Regions from separate parts of the Homo sapiens genome. Here region 1 is linked to region 2. Evidence: chromatin loops called from intact Hi-C (ENCODE). Cell type or tissue: A673. All regions are shown on one strand. Each heading gives the region's core, and the rest is flanking DNA. Links, peaks and the distances in the headings are about the cores only. Region 1 holds the start of MIR5092 (microRNA 5092). Region 2 has its middle 63 kb from the start of ZNF148.

What was found. Peaks named below come from ENCODE experiments on the same cell type or tissue, not always from the same donor. Only the 100,000 strongest peaks of a DNase experiment are listed, where the experiment ranks them.
Region 1: a loop joins it to region 2, with 6 times the contacts of the local background. A loop is called at or near these places in 22 of 110 quality-filtered maps.

What each region holds. Positions count from the first base shown.
Region 1 is chr3:125,146,587-125,153,282 of GRCh38, reverse strand. The region is part of intron 5 of SLC12A8 (solute carrier family 12 member 8); the gene reads left to right. It overlaps MIR5092 (microRNA 5092), which reads left to right and starts at 1,731; the gene lies at 1,731-1,818. RefSeq lists enhancers at 3,963-4,032, 4,053-4,242, 4,353-4,442, 5,573-5,632, 6,043-6,112. In A673, for the core only: a CTCF peak has its summit at 2,563 (motif pointing left); a DNase peak (open chromatin) is centred at 2,562.
Region 2 is chr3:125,434,569-125,441,264 of GRCh38, reverse strand. No RefSeq gene overlaps it. Among named protein-coding and RNA genes, the nearest start is that of ZNF148, 63 kb to the right of the region's middle. In A673, for the core only: CTCF peaks have their summits at 3,046 and 3,257 (motif pointing right); a DNase peak (open chromatin) is centred at 3,304.

The sequences.
Region 1 (6,696 bases), core at 583-5,582, 290 kb after region 2:
ACCTCAAGCACAGGAATCCCATATTATTGCCGTTTTATCCTGGCATCTTGGAAAGTACCGGGCACATGGTTGGCTCTCGGTTGCACTTTGCTGAGTGACTGACTGGGAAACACACCAGAGTGGATCAGCATCCAGTGAGGCAGATGGATGGACACAGTCCTAGGAAACGTAATCTGCGCAGCTTGTGAAAGTGTGATGAGAGTTGCAGGAGAATGGAGTTGATGGAACAGATTGTCAGAGCACTGTCTCCAAAGAAGAGGAGTGGCAGGGTGGACGGAGCGCCTGGCTGCACACACACCTGTTCCGCCTCCCTTTCTTTCTTCCTCCCATCCTCCCACCCTATAGGTAGTCATCAAAGCCTACGGGGTGCCAGGAGGTAGGCTTTGGGATACAGCGGAGAATAGGATAGCGATGGTCCCTGCCCTCATGAAACAGGGAATCCATGTCAGCAATATATGCTTTTCTGATTAATGCTATCAGAACACATGCTTCTTGTTAGCCGTGTGGCTGTGGGCAAGTCACCGAAACCCTTTGAGTTTGTCCATCTGTCTAATGGAAAGAAATACCCTCCTGGAAGAGTGTTTTTTAAAGGATTAGAAATAATATGTCCAAAGTAGTTATTTTTTCTTTGAGTTTGGGGGGAGGGGTGGTTCCTTCTCTCTCTCCCCCTGCCAACTGTTTTCTAGAAAATCAGCACTTACTGGATATTGTAGAGAATAATTTTGGGGTTTTATTATTTTGAAGACGGTTTCTTCTGTTAAACTTCTTCCTGCATCCTCTTGAACTGGCAGAAATAAAAATGCTAGACTTTTAAAGATATGACACTCTAGAATCCTGATTGCTAAAAATGAAAAGCATTCTAAAGTAAATAAAATAACAAATTCAAACAGTAAATCTGTAATGACCGAATGAGCACCATTTTAAACTCACACGTACCAGAGGTGATCGTGGTATGAGGAATGAGCATGGTACATTCTGAAGCTCCTGAAGTAATCAAGGGACTTCTGTTATGGCCTAAAGCAAACAAACAGCCACCATACAAACCTATATACATTTCTATTTCTTTTCCCTCAAATTTCTACTTGAAGCAAAAGGAAAGTCACTTCTTGCTTTCTCTGCCCCAGTAACTGTGGGTGGCAGCCAGTTTTTGGAGCAGTTCTGGAGCAATTACTCTGCAATCCCAAATTCCTAGTGTATGAACAAATCTGCTCAGACATTATCAGGGAAGAAATACTGGAACCTGGATTTTAGTCCTGGCTCTGCCACTTTCTCAATCCTTGACCTTGGGGAAATCACCTAAGCGTCAGTTTCCTCCTCTAGAAAATAGAGAATAATAATATCTGCCTCACAGATTATTTAGAGATTAAATGATGTAATAAAACGTATTTCCTCAATTCCAAGTCACCATCAATTTTAATTCACACCAAATTTTCAGGTGGAAAAAAGCCTTACATTAAGTCCTCATGTTGCTTGTAAGACATCCAAATTTCAGAAAATCAAAATGTTTTTAAAAAGTTATACTCAAAATGAGCAACTACTATAAATACGATTGCCTTGGCAAAGGAAGATTCTAAATAAACGTAAGACAGTCTTGTTATCGTGGTCATCCTCCCTGGGCGGAGGATCTGCAATCTGTGCCTGGGTTTCCCTGTCGCCACCACTCTGCTAAGCAGCCGGAAGCAGGGCTGCCCCTTCAGCATTTCTCTTGAGACCTACCGCACCCCCTCACAATCCCAGATCAGATGCCAAAGCCAGTGGGGACTGGACAACATGATGAGCCCAAACCAATCCACGCTGAGCTTGGCATCTGATTTGGGATTCTCCACCTTGCAGAGAATCGGAAAGTATCTCCACAATTTCTTTTGGACCGAGCTGTTCTTCCCTTTCCATGAGTTTCTTTTACACCTGACCTAGAGCCTCTCAACCATTTTTATGTCACTGCACAGCCAGAAAATGATAATATTTGTACAGCACTCCAGGGAAAAGGGAGGAACAGTTGGGCCAAGAGGCCAATGACTTCACCATCTGGAACCCATTCAGGGCATTCCAGCGTGGCCCACCTTCTCCAATTAGCCTCCTCAATGAAAAAGAAAGAGGGGGAGGAAGAGGAAGAGAAAAGAAGAAGAAAACCCTGGTAATGTTCACTGTTTTTTGCTTTAGAATTATAAGGGCACTTTAGTTTTTCGAAGCGTCTTTATGATAATGGTCTGGTATAGTGATCAAAATACCCTTGGGCTTGAAGTGCCATAAACAAACAAGTTGTGATACTTGCGTGTGTATCAGAATCCCTGAGGAAACTTGGTGTGTGTGTGTGAGCGCGTTTCCTAATAGCCTGAGGCCCGGGAATCTGGATTGTAAGAAGTGCTCCAGGTAGTTTTTTATCATGATTTTTAAGTCAGCTCTGGGAACTACTGTCTTCGAGGCCCTTGGAAGGTTTCTCCTGGCACTCTACCTTTCATGTTCTGCATTGCTCATTCTATTTTCCCCTGTAAAGGTAGCCTTTTTGATGCAGTAGTCCAAACCTCGTCTTGCGGTGCCCTTGTATATGTGCTCAGTCCTACCCCCTAGTGTACAAGAATCGCACTGCAAGGAGTAGATAATCAGCTGACCTGTGGGACCAGAAGCTCAGCCTCTCAGGCTTGCAATGTTCTCTGAGAACAGTGTGTCTCAGCGTTTGGTTTGGAGATTTCCTGTATCGGAATTATCTAGAAACTCATTAGAAAAACAGTCTGATCCATACTCTCAAATTTTGGACTAGTAATCTACATTTTAGGTAAGCATACTGGAAATTCTTATGTACATTCAGATTTGGAAACTACTACGTATATGGGATTTACTAATCCTATTGATCTGTAAAGGGTTAATTTGACTCACACATTGTTACCTGTCTTTGACAGGCCCCTTACTGCGAAATAACCATCCATGTACACAATGGACCCCTTGGAGTAACCAGCCTTGCTTCCAATATGACTGTTGGGGTAGTAACCAGGAGAAGGTGCTTAGGCCCTAAATTCTGTCACTGAAGCCAATGGTATGATTAAAGCTCAATGTGAAGACTTGAATACAACACATCCCACCCTCATTTTAGTTTCATCTGGCAATTGAGGTGTTTTTGCTTTGGCCATTATGGGTCTCCCAATCAGAGTGGAGCTTCTAGAATAAGTATTTTTAACATAGAGTCCTTGAGCCCCTGAAGTTGCATGCAAAATTGTATGTAAATAAGTGTATTTTTCTAGGACAGGGTTCAGAACTACTGCCAGATTCTCAAAGGCATTCTTGACCTGAAGGGGGAAAGATTAAGGATTAGAACAGAGGTACTTTTCAGGGTTAGAACAGTGAAGAATTATAAACAAAGGCTCATGTCCAGGTAAGGATTTCTGAGCCTCTGCAGACCAAGCCTGACCAATTGTCCAGCATTCCCCAAAATCCACCTGCTCTCCCTCCTCTTTTCTTTGTGCCTCATCCTTTCTTCCTTTATGCTTTTCTCTCTCTGTTTTTTCTCCCCAATCCTTTTGTCTCTCTTTTTCCCCTCTGCCCCCACTTTGCCATCTCCCCATCCCTCCTCACCTTCCATTTCTTCTCTTTCTCTCCCTTCCTGGCCTGAATAGGAAGCAAAGCATGTTCTTTGACTTGTTCTACCTGTTGAATATTTTCAATATTCCACTTATTTTATGTTGGTGGTTCTTGTTTGTAAAATTATGTGAGTTGCACATTTAATATTTCTCTGGCTAGATGAGAAACTAATGCTTTAGGCATCCTTGTTCCTTGATTGTTTGGATCCAGCCCTTGTTAGAAGGCTTTCTGTGGGCAGTGGTCCCCATCACCCCTGGCCAGCAGCAGGCATGCCTTAGGCCTCCCTCTTGTTCTGAGATTGATTCTGATGAAGAAAAACTGACTGACCAGAATCCCAGACCCCTGGCTCTGAGCCCCTACCCTGATCCCAAAACCCAGCTGTCTCTACTGGATTATTCTCATTTGCTGGCTTTGGCTTGGGGATCAGAGAAAGGAGCCATGGGCTGAAGAGGCCGTGGGACCTGGTCAAGTTTGCAGAAGGAAGTGCGAGCGAGCGCTGCCCAGCTTCGACCCCCGAGTCTGCTCCCACTCTGTGACTCTGTGAGCAGGAGGGATGGGCTGGCCCGACTCCCTGGCTGGGCGTTCCGGGTATGGATGCCTGCCACATGCAGTCACCAGCTGGGGAGGGCCCTTCCACACTTCTGAGCCTCGCCCGCCTCAGCCCTGAGCAGCTGGGAGTTCCGAGGAAGCGATGGGTGACCGCTGAGGGGTGGGCCGACACATCCTGCCTGTGCCCCCCCGCTGCTGGTTTGTGTTCCTCTCACTGCACGTGGCAGGTGTCCCCTGGCTGTGGGGAATTTGCAGATTACTCTCCATGTGACTGTAGAAGCGTCCCTGAAGGCACTTCTGGCTTCACCATTTTGGGGGTACCTCCTGGGGTAGGAGGCAGGATGGTGGGTCTGTATAAAGCACAAAGTGGGATATGTGCCCTCAAGTCACTCACATTTGGGTGGGGAGCAAGGCAGCCAGCTACAGACCCAGAGAACAAGGCAGGAAGTCCTGGGCTGACAGTGGGCATGCAGAGAGTGGGCTCTGTGGTGCGAGCAGCCTGTGAGTGCTGGCCGAGGGTTGGGGGTGGGAGTGAACCCAGAGGTGGAGCTGGCAGGAGAGTGCCGCCTCCTGAGGCTGGCAGGAGATGATGCCCCAAATTGCAAATTTGAAAGTTAAATAATATACAAAGGACCCACGTGGGCCCCCCACCCCACTCTTCTCCCCACTACCCTCACTCCAGGGCCCAGACAAGGCCAGTGCTAGAGCTTCCAGGCCTGCTCGCAATCCAACTTACATGTCCCTCTTGCCTGGATCTTCATGCTCCCTGGGGACTGAGGCATGCACCTTCATCTTCAGGGACGTGTTTTGAAGAAATATTGAGGCCTCTGCCACAGGGTTGACCTAACCCCAACACATAGGTGCCCACACCCCAGGCCAGCACTAGGCAATGGGGCAGCCTCTAGACATCTCCCTGGGGATTGCATTTGCCTTTAAATCTCTGGGCCCCATAGCGAGTTGGCAAGTGGCTGTCCTTGTTGGCCTAATGTGAAAGATTGCATCACATATACTACAGTTGTCAGAGACATGGCTTTGGAGTCAGACCTCCAGGTTCAAGCTCCAGCTCAGCTATAATTTGCTGCATAGAATTGGTCAAGGTAGTTAACCTCTCTGACCTGCTCTCTTTGTTTCTGAAAAGCAGGTAATAACGCCTGCCTCGCTAGGTTGCCAAAGCATAAAATAAGATAATGTTTATAAGAGGCCTAGTGTCATGCCTGGCACAAAGTAGGTGCTCAATAAATAATCATTGTCATTATCATTGCTTGTCCTGGAAGAGTAGGTCCCTGGAGGCCCTGGGTTATACTCTAAGGCAGTGCTTCAGGATCTGGGGATCTTGTTAAAATGAAGGTTCCAATGCCGCAGGTTGGGGACCATACTTTGCATAGCAAGGTAGTTTCCTGGGGCACCTCAATCACGTTCAGTCAGGAGCAGCAGCATCCTTTCTCCTCCTCTTGCTCTCCCCTCGTGCTCTCTGGGTTGATCAGTCATCAAAACACTTCCCAGGCTGTCCAGGCAGGATGTAGGGCAGGATGTATGGTCACTGGACTCATCCAGCACCCCAGTGACTGCAGCCACCTGCGGATGAGGAGGGGATCCGGAGGGAGGAGGGAACTTGTCTCTGACCTTGAGGATTCCTAATCTGACGGGGAGATGGTACAAACACACCTCACTCTCCATAAGCGCCTGCAGAAAAGGCACACAACGGCTTGCAAAGGAACACACAGAGGCACAGGAAGGGGCCACTTCTGGTTTTCTCCTCTCAGAGCTAGAAGGCTGAGAGCAGAGTGCCCCTGCCAGCCCCACAAAGGGAAGCGGAGTGCAGCCTGAAGCTGCAAGGTCAGGTGATATGGCAGTAGCCCAGGGCAGCCCGGGTTAAAGGCACACTCACTCAAGGCCGGCTCTCATTTAGTGGCACCGCAGGTTAAATGCTGCTCCCAGGCCTTGGGTCCCAGTGACCAGGAAAGTTTTGAAAATGAGAACATGTGTTGACCCTAGGACTAGGACAACAGCGCCCTTGATTTTGCGGAAGTCTTCCCTGGAAGTTGGGCGTGCTTGATATTGAGACGCTGCACTTTGTGTTTCTTGACGGCTTTGCTGCAAATTCTCACACACCTTGCCCTTGAGTAAAACCCCAAGGATTCCAGACGTCGGCAAACTCCCGAGCACAACGGTCCTTTCCACCTAAACCCCTGAGCACACAGTGATTTCTGCCTACATTGGTGACTGGTGGTCAGATGGCTTGCTGGGCAGCTTCCCCGCCCTGCTTCTCGTGGAGGAAGGGCCTCCCTGTGGTGGGAAGAGGTGTTCCCTGTGGCAACAAACAGAGACCTTGTCTCTACAAAAAATGTACAAACTTAGCTGGGCATGGTGGCGTCAGCCTGTAGTCCCAGCTAGTCGGGAGGCTGAAGTGGGAGGATCACTTGAGCCATGGGAGGTGGAGGCTGCAGTGAGCCGTGATCATGCCGCTGCACTCCGAGGGAGGCCACAACTAGTAGGCAGGGCCTGTGGCTCTGTCCTCACCTTCCACCATCCTTGGCCAGGAAGCCCCCTTTGTCCTCTATTCCCACATCTGTA
Region 2 (6,696 bases), core at 758-5,757:
GATGATTTCCTGTTATTTTAAAAAGGAAGAAACTGAGGACCAGAGAGGGGAAGTGACTTGCTCTTGGCCACACAGCCAGTCCGTCCAGGTTTCTGCTTTCCAGACAAGACTCCTTCTTTATGGCTTCTCTCTCCATAGCTGCTGAGCTAATGGGCCTGTGTGGCTTGCCCAAATCTCTCTGGCTCTCACATCTCCCTGCCTGCTCAGTAGTCAGGAAGGAGAGACTGAAAGGAGGGTAAAGTGAGGCCCCACACCAGGTGAGAGGGTACCCTGAGAGTGGTTCTTGGGGAGGACACAGGAAGGCACTTAGCTAAAATGAAGGTTTGGGCTAAACACTGCATTTCACTTACTCAGAGACTTTGGACAGGTAGTGTTCCAAACCCCTCTAGAGTTCTTTCCTAGACCTGAGCTCACGTGTGTGACAGCTTGGCATGGTGAGCAGGAAGCCAGTGATAGCTGTGTTAACATTGCCTGAGCCCCAGAGAAACTATGTGTGAGCCTGGGCGGGGCAAGGGCTGGGAGTCCATGTTGCTTGAGCCAGCCTGCAGGGAGGCCCTCCAGGCTTTTTAGGAGTAGTAGAGGATGGGGAGGGGGCTTCCTTAGGAGGTGGTGGGGCCTCAGGGGTCCTGCATCCTGCCCACCTGCAGGGAGCTCCCCAATCCTGCCTGACATTGGAGCTCTGGGCAGCTCCTTTTCGGGCCCAGCTCATGTTCCTTTCTGGGGGACATGCCCTGGCTGGATGGTAACTGAAGACCCCCATCTCCTGTTAGAGATGGAAACTGACCGATAGCTTTTAGTGGGGCCCCTGCAGATGCATGTCAGGGCCCCTGCCTGGAAGCAAGAGGTGAATTCTGGGAAGGGATTTGCAGTTCCCTAAACTCACTTCTGTTTGCCTAGGGGCCCTCAGACCTGCTGTATGCCCTGCCTGAGATAGCTCAGCCTCCAGCCCCACCTCCTTTAGCTGGATAACTTATCTTCACAAACTCAGCCCAGTCATAACCTTCTCTGGGAGATCGTCCCTGAGCCTCTGACTCCCAAAACTCCCTGTACTTCCCCTTAGAATTTAGCCCCACATACTGAAATAGTTGATTTGCGTTTATGTGTGTGTGTGTGTGTGTGTGTGTGTGTGTGTGTGTAGTTAAGTTTTATAAATCTTCTATCTGTCTTTGTTGTTGTTTTAGAGACAGGGTCTTGCTCAGTCGCCCAGTCTGGAGTGCAGTGGTGTGATCTCGGCTCTCTGCAGCCTCGACCTCCCAGGCTCAAGTGATCTTCCCACCTCAGCTTCTGTAGCTAGGGCTACAGGCTCACACCACCATACCTGGTTCATTTTCTAATTTTTTGTAGAGTTGGAGGTCTCCCTATGTTGCTCAGGCTAGTATGGAACTCCTGGGCTCAAACAATCTGCCCGCCTCAGCCTCACAAAATGCTGGGATTACAGGTTTGAGCCACTGTGCCCAGACATCCCAGATGTGTTTGAAAAGAACATGTATTCTCCAGCTGTAGGGTGCAGTGTACTATGCAGGGCCCTCATATTAAGCTTCTAAATTCTATTGTTCAAATCTTTTCTTCTTTAAATTTTTTTTATTTTTTGAGACTGAGTCTCACTCTGTCACCCAGGCTGGAGTACAGTAGCACAATCTCAGCTCACTGCAACCTCCGCCTCCAGAGTTTAAGCGATTCTCTTGCCTCAGCCTCCTGAGTAGCTGGGATTATAGGTGCCTGCCACCACGACCGGCTACTTTTCATATTTTTAGTAGAGATGGGGTTTCTCCATGTTGGCCAGGCTGGTCTTGAACACCTGACCTCAGGTGATCCACCCGTCTCAGCCTCCCAAAGTGCTGGGATTATAGGCATGAGCCATCACGCCCGCCCTCTTTTTTTCTTACTGATTTTTTGTCGTTGTTGTTGTTGTTGGAGGTACTCAGGATTTTATTTTTATTTCTCACGTCTCTTCCATCTGGCTGTTTATTGGCATCCTTTAAATTTTCCTTTGTAATAAATCAGGAATAATAAGTAAGCATTCCCTGGGTTTGTGAGTCATTCTAACAAATTATTGTAATTGCCTGATAAGTGCACAGACAAAATCAATTCACTGAGACTGAGGTATTGCAGTAAACGGAGTTATTACTCAAATCAGTCTCCTGACTTTTTGTTGTTGTTGTTACTGTTGACTTGATCTATAAATTACTGGGAGAGGTGTATTAAAGTCTCCTAAAGTTGAACTTGTCCATTTCTCCTTGCAGGGTTGTCAGTTTTTGCATTATAAATTTTGAAGCTATCTTATCAGCTGCATATAGGCTTTTGTTATATCTTATCTAATTCTGCCTTTTATCAATGTGTCCTCTATTTGTAATGAGAGCCCGATTCTCACCACCCCCCTCAACTTATTTCATGTGCATTTCCCTTTGAAAAATTTAAAGGGCTGCATGGATAAACCACAATTTAACTTTTTGTCTATTATTGGACATTGTTTCTAATTTTTCATTTTTATAAACCACACTGAAGTGAGCATCTTTGTATGCAATTGTTTCTGATGATTTCCTCCTCTGGGTAGATTTCTTGTAGTGGAATTACAAGGTTAGGCTGTATGAACATTTTAAAGACTTTTCATATATGTTGTTCCTTCATGGCTGTTGATGAAATTAGAATTTTTGGTGCCTGTGTCACCCAATTGGCTCCTGTTGAGCTATCTGTTCCCAAAATCCCTCAGTGTTTTTGACTTGGTCTTTTTTTTTTTTTTTGTCCCTCACCCAATATGTGTGCACTTGGCAGACTTTATGTGTCATTTGGAACTTGCATTACTCCTCTTACAATTTAATCCGTTAGATTGGGCCCGTCCCTCCAAACCGTAAGTCTCTCCCAGCCTCTGACCAGCAGAGTGTCGGCCATGATGCAGGGGCCGTGTCTTCTGTAGCTTTGCTCCAGTCAGTTATGGAAATAGTGAGAACAGAACTCCATGGCAAACCACTGGAAACAAGCCCATGGGGATATCAAGTTCTTTTTCAATGAGGCTAATAGTTAATAGTTTATTAAACATTTACTATGCACTAGGCACTACATATATGTTAACTCATTTGATTGTTACGACAAACTCCAAAAGTAGATATTATGGTCTCTATTTTAAGATATGGGAATTGAAATTCAGGGAGAGAGGAAGTCTGTCCAACTGGTCACCCTGCTACTGGGTGAGCAGATCAGGATTCCAACCTCTCAGACTTGGGTTCTGGTCCGAAACCCAAATGGCCAGCCCTGTTCTACAGGAATCTACCACCAGGTGGCGGTAGAGCCAATGGGCCCAGGAACAACCTCTCTGAGATCTGAAATTAGCCACAAAACTGCCTTTTTTTCCTATAAAAAGTAGCGCTGACTTTTATTGACAGTAACTAAAACTAGATTATTCAATAAAATAAATATTAACCTAACAGGCACATTCCTCTGGGTAAAACGATAATAAAGTAAGCAGACCTTTGAACTTGGACCTTTCAAGCCTAGATTTCATCAATATAATTCCTCAGGGGAAAATCTCTTTTTCTAAGTCACCCACACTTGGGCAATTCTCCCTGATTTTCTGCCCATTCTTTGCTGCCTCTGCCCTCTGCACTAGCACACTCCTAGCAGTAATCAAAGCTATAGGAAGACCTTCAACTGGGAAAGCGTATCAGAATTTGAGGCAAGAAATTTAGAGAGTGGGATGTTGGTGGGCAGTGAATGGTCCCCAGGAGATTCGAATATACCCTTCTAGGGGGCATAGGTGGGCATTCCTGGTTCTGGAGAGAATCTCAGATTCACCATCTATCCAGGCACCCTTCAATCTTCCAGCCTGGGAGGAAGGACGTGCCTCTTTCTTTTCTTCAATCTCCCCATCACATTTTGAGATTTTTCTGCTCCACTTTAGAAAAAAAAAAGAAGGTTTTATTTTTTAAACTCTTCCCCTTTCCTTTTTTTTAGCGTTCCTGTCTGTACAAACACTGGTGCTTTGCTTGTCCATTTTCCACTCTTGCTGGGCAGCATCTTTTTCAAACCATTTGAACATACATTCAAATTGTTTCACCATGTTGTGGGTATTGTATTTCAATGGAATTGGAATATGAAAAGGCCTTTTTTTTTCTTTGTCTGAGACAGCATCTCGCTCTATCACCGAGGCTAGGGTGTGGTGGCAGGATCATAGCTCACTGCAGCCTCCACCTCCTGGGCTCAAGCCATCCTTCCGCCTCAGCTTCCTGAGTAGCTGGGACTACAGGCACGTGCCACCACACCTGGCTAGTTTTGTTCATTTTTTGTAGAGATGGGGTTTCACTGTATTGCCCAGGCTGGTCTCGAATTCAAGCAGTCCTCTTCCCCCGGCCTCCCAAAGCTCTGGGATAACAGATGTGGGCCACCGTGCCCAGCAATTGAAAAGGACTTTTAAAACATCCTACCATGTTTTGGTTCTGCCTGGATGGACCAGTGTTTCCCCCTAGCCCTCCCCCAGCAGTGTCCCAGGCATGAGTTGACTGCCTCCCAGTGCCCTGTCCTCACACTGAAGGGAGGGTCCCTCTGCTCCATGCACAAAGGTGAGCTCCTGACTGGCACCAGAGTTAGGGACCTCCAGGTGGGGCTGGTCCTAGAACAGTAGCCAAGACTGAGGCTCTAGGCTGCAAATCAGGGGATTCTGAAGTCACATTCAGGCCTGGTTGGACTCCTGGCTCCACCTCTTACAAGTTCCATGACTTGTCAGTTACTTACCTTTACTGAGCCTCAGATTCTTCAGGGCAAAGTGTGGATAGCACCTGCTTTGCAGAACTATTATATTAGATACAATTGGCCAGGTGTGGTGGCTTATACTTGTAATCCCAGCACTTCGGGAGGCTGAGCCAGGCGGATAACTTGAGGTCAGGAGTTCGAGACCAGCCTGGCCAACACAGTGAAACCCCATCTCTACTAAAAATACAAAAAATTAGCTGGGCGTGGTGGCGCATGCCTGTAGTCCCAGCTACTCTGGAGGCTGAGGCAGGAGAATCACTTGAATCCGGGAGGTGGAGGTTGCAGTGTGCCAAAATTGCGTCACTGCACTCTAGCCTGGGTGACAGAGCAAGACCCTACCTCAAAAAAAAAAAAAAAAAGAAAAAAGAAATGTTATATTAGATACAATAATGACAATAAATGCATGTCAAGTGTGCCTGGTAGGTATGTGCTAGGTAAATAACGTTGGCTATTGTTCAATGGAGTAAGGGATCTGGGACATCTCACAGAATCATGGAATGTTATTGCTGGTGGTCCCATAAGATCATAGGCTAGTTCTCTTAAATAACCAAATAGCTTGCTTTACCCACTTGAATGAAAACAACAAATTATTTTTTAAGGTCTAAAGAAGTGACTCCATGTTCCCAACACACTAATTATTTAAAATGTCCTTTTTACAAGGAGTGGTCTCTGTTAAAAAAAAAAAAAAAAAGTCCTCACTGGAACTCCTCCCATAGTCAATCTAGGGAACCCTGGGTGCTTCCTAGTCATGGTTACTTCACCTCCCTGAGAAGAAACAAAGAGGCCTAAAAGGCCACTCTTTGTCGTGGCTGCGGCCAACAAGCAGTTGGCCAATAGTGCACCATGTCCACTTGGGAACTGTCTTGAGGGCGGGGACCTTGTCTCCGCAGGAAGCTTCCAGGCTACTGAGACCTGCCTCTCATGCCACAGTGGTTTCTCGGGGCTCAAAATGGGGACAAGGACTCCTCTGCACGGTTGTAGTTAGCCTAGACCTAGCCTGGGCTCCATGGCCACAGAGTTTTGGAGACTGAGCTCTTTGAACTCATGCACACACAATGGGTCACAAGCCAGGCCCCAACCAGCTTGAGCCAGTTCTCCCCATGATTCAGGAGAAGGAGCTCCAAGAACTCTTGGCATCACCTTGAAGTGAGAGGCTGTCCCTCACTGCAGTTGCCAGCAAAAACCAAAATGGCCACTCAGTGATGCCACAAGTCTCCCTTCTAACTAAACAGGACCAGCTCACCCCAGGCCAGAGCTGGTTCCTGTCCTTCCAGCACCTCCAAGTCCAATTCCCAAAGCCCCAGAGCGGGTCCTTCCTCTCCTGTCCCAAGGGCCGTCTCATTTCCTGTCCTGATTCCTCTTCCCAGCAGGGCCTCCCATTTCCCTGAGGAGAAACCACCCTGCTGTTACCCTCATAGGTATTTAGATGAGAAAACTGAAGCCTGAGAGAGGAAAGGTAACTTTGCCAAATGCACGCAGCTGGTTAGCAGGTGAAACCACATGTCCTGACACCAACTTTAAGCACTTTCCCCAACCATAGTGGGCCCAGATTCAAATAGGGACATTGGGAGGAAGAGGTATGGGTCAGGGGTTAGAGGTCAGGGGTCAGACAGGTGGGTAAAATCAGGGTGTTGAGGAGAGTGGTGCTGGCAGCTGAGTGAGTCTGCAATTGGTAACGGGTGGAAATGAGTAAGGGCCGATGCCCCCGGGATGCTGGGTTTTCATTTTAGAAGGAACTTCCCTTATGAGCTGTGCAATTAGGTTTTCAATGAATCAGAAATACTTTTTTGAGGATTAGAAGGAAATACCCAGTGCTGGCCCACAGGCTGTAGGGCTGTTTAAAAACGAAAACCAAAACCATAAAGCCCGGGCTATGAATTTCAGTCATTTGCACGTGAGCTGCCATTAATTTGTAGATTCTCTTTTAGAGCACTAACTAGGTGCACATAAAAT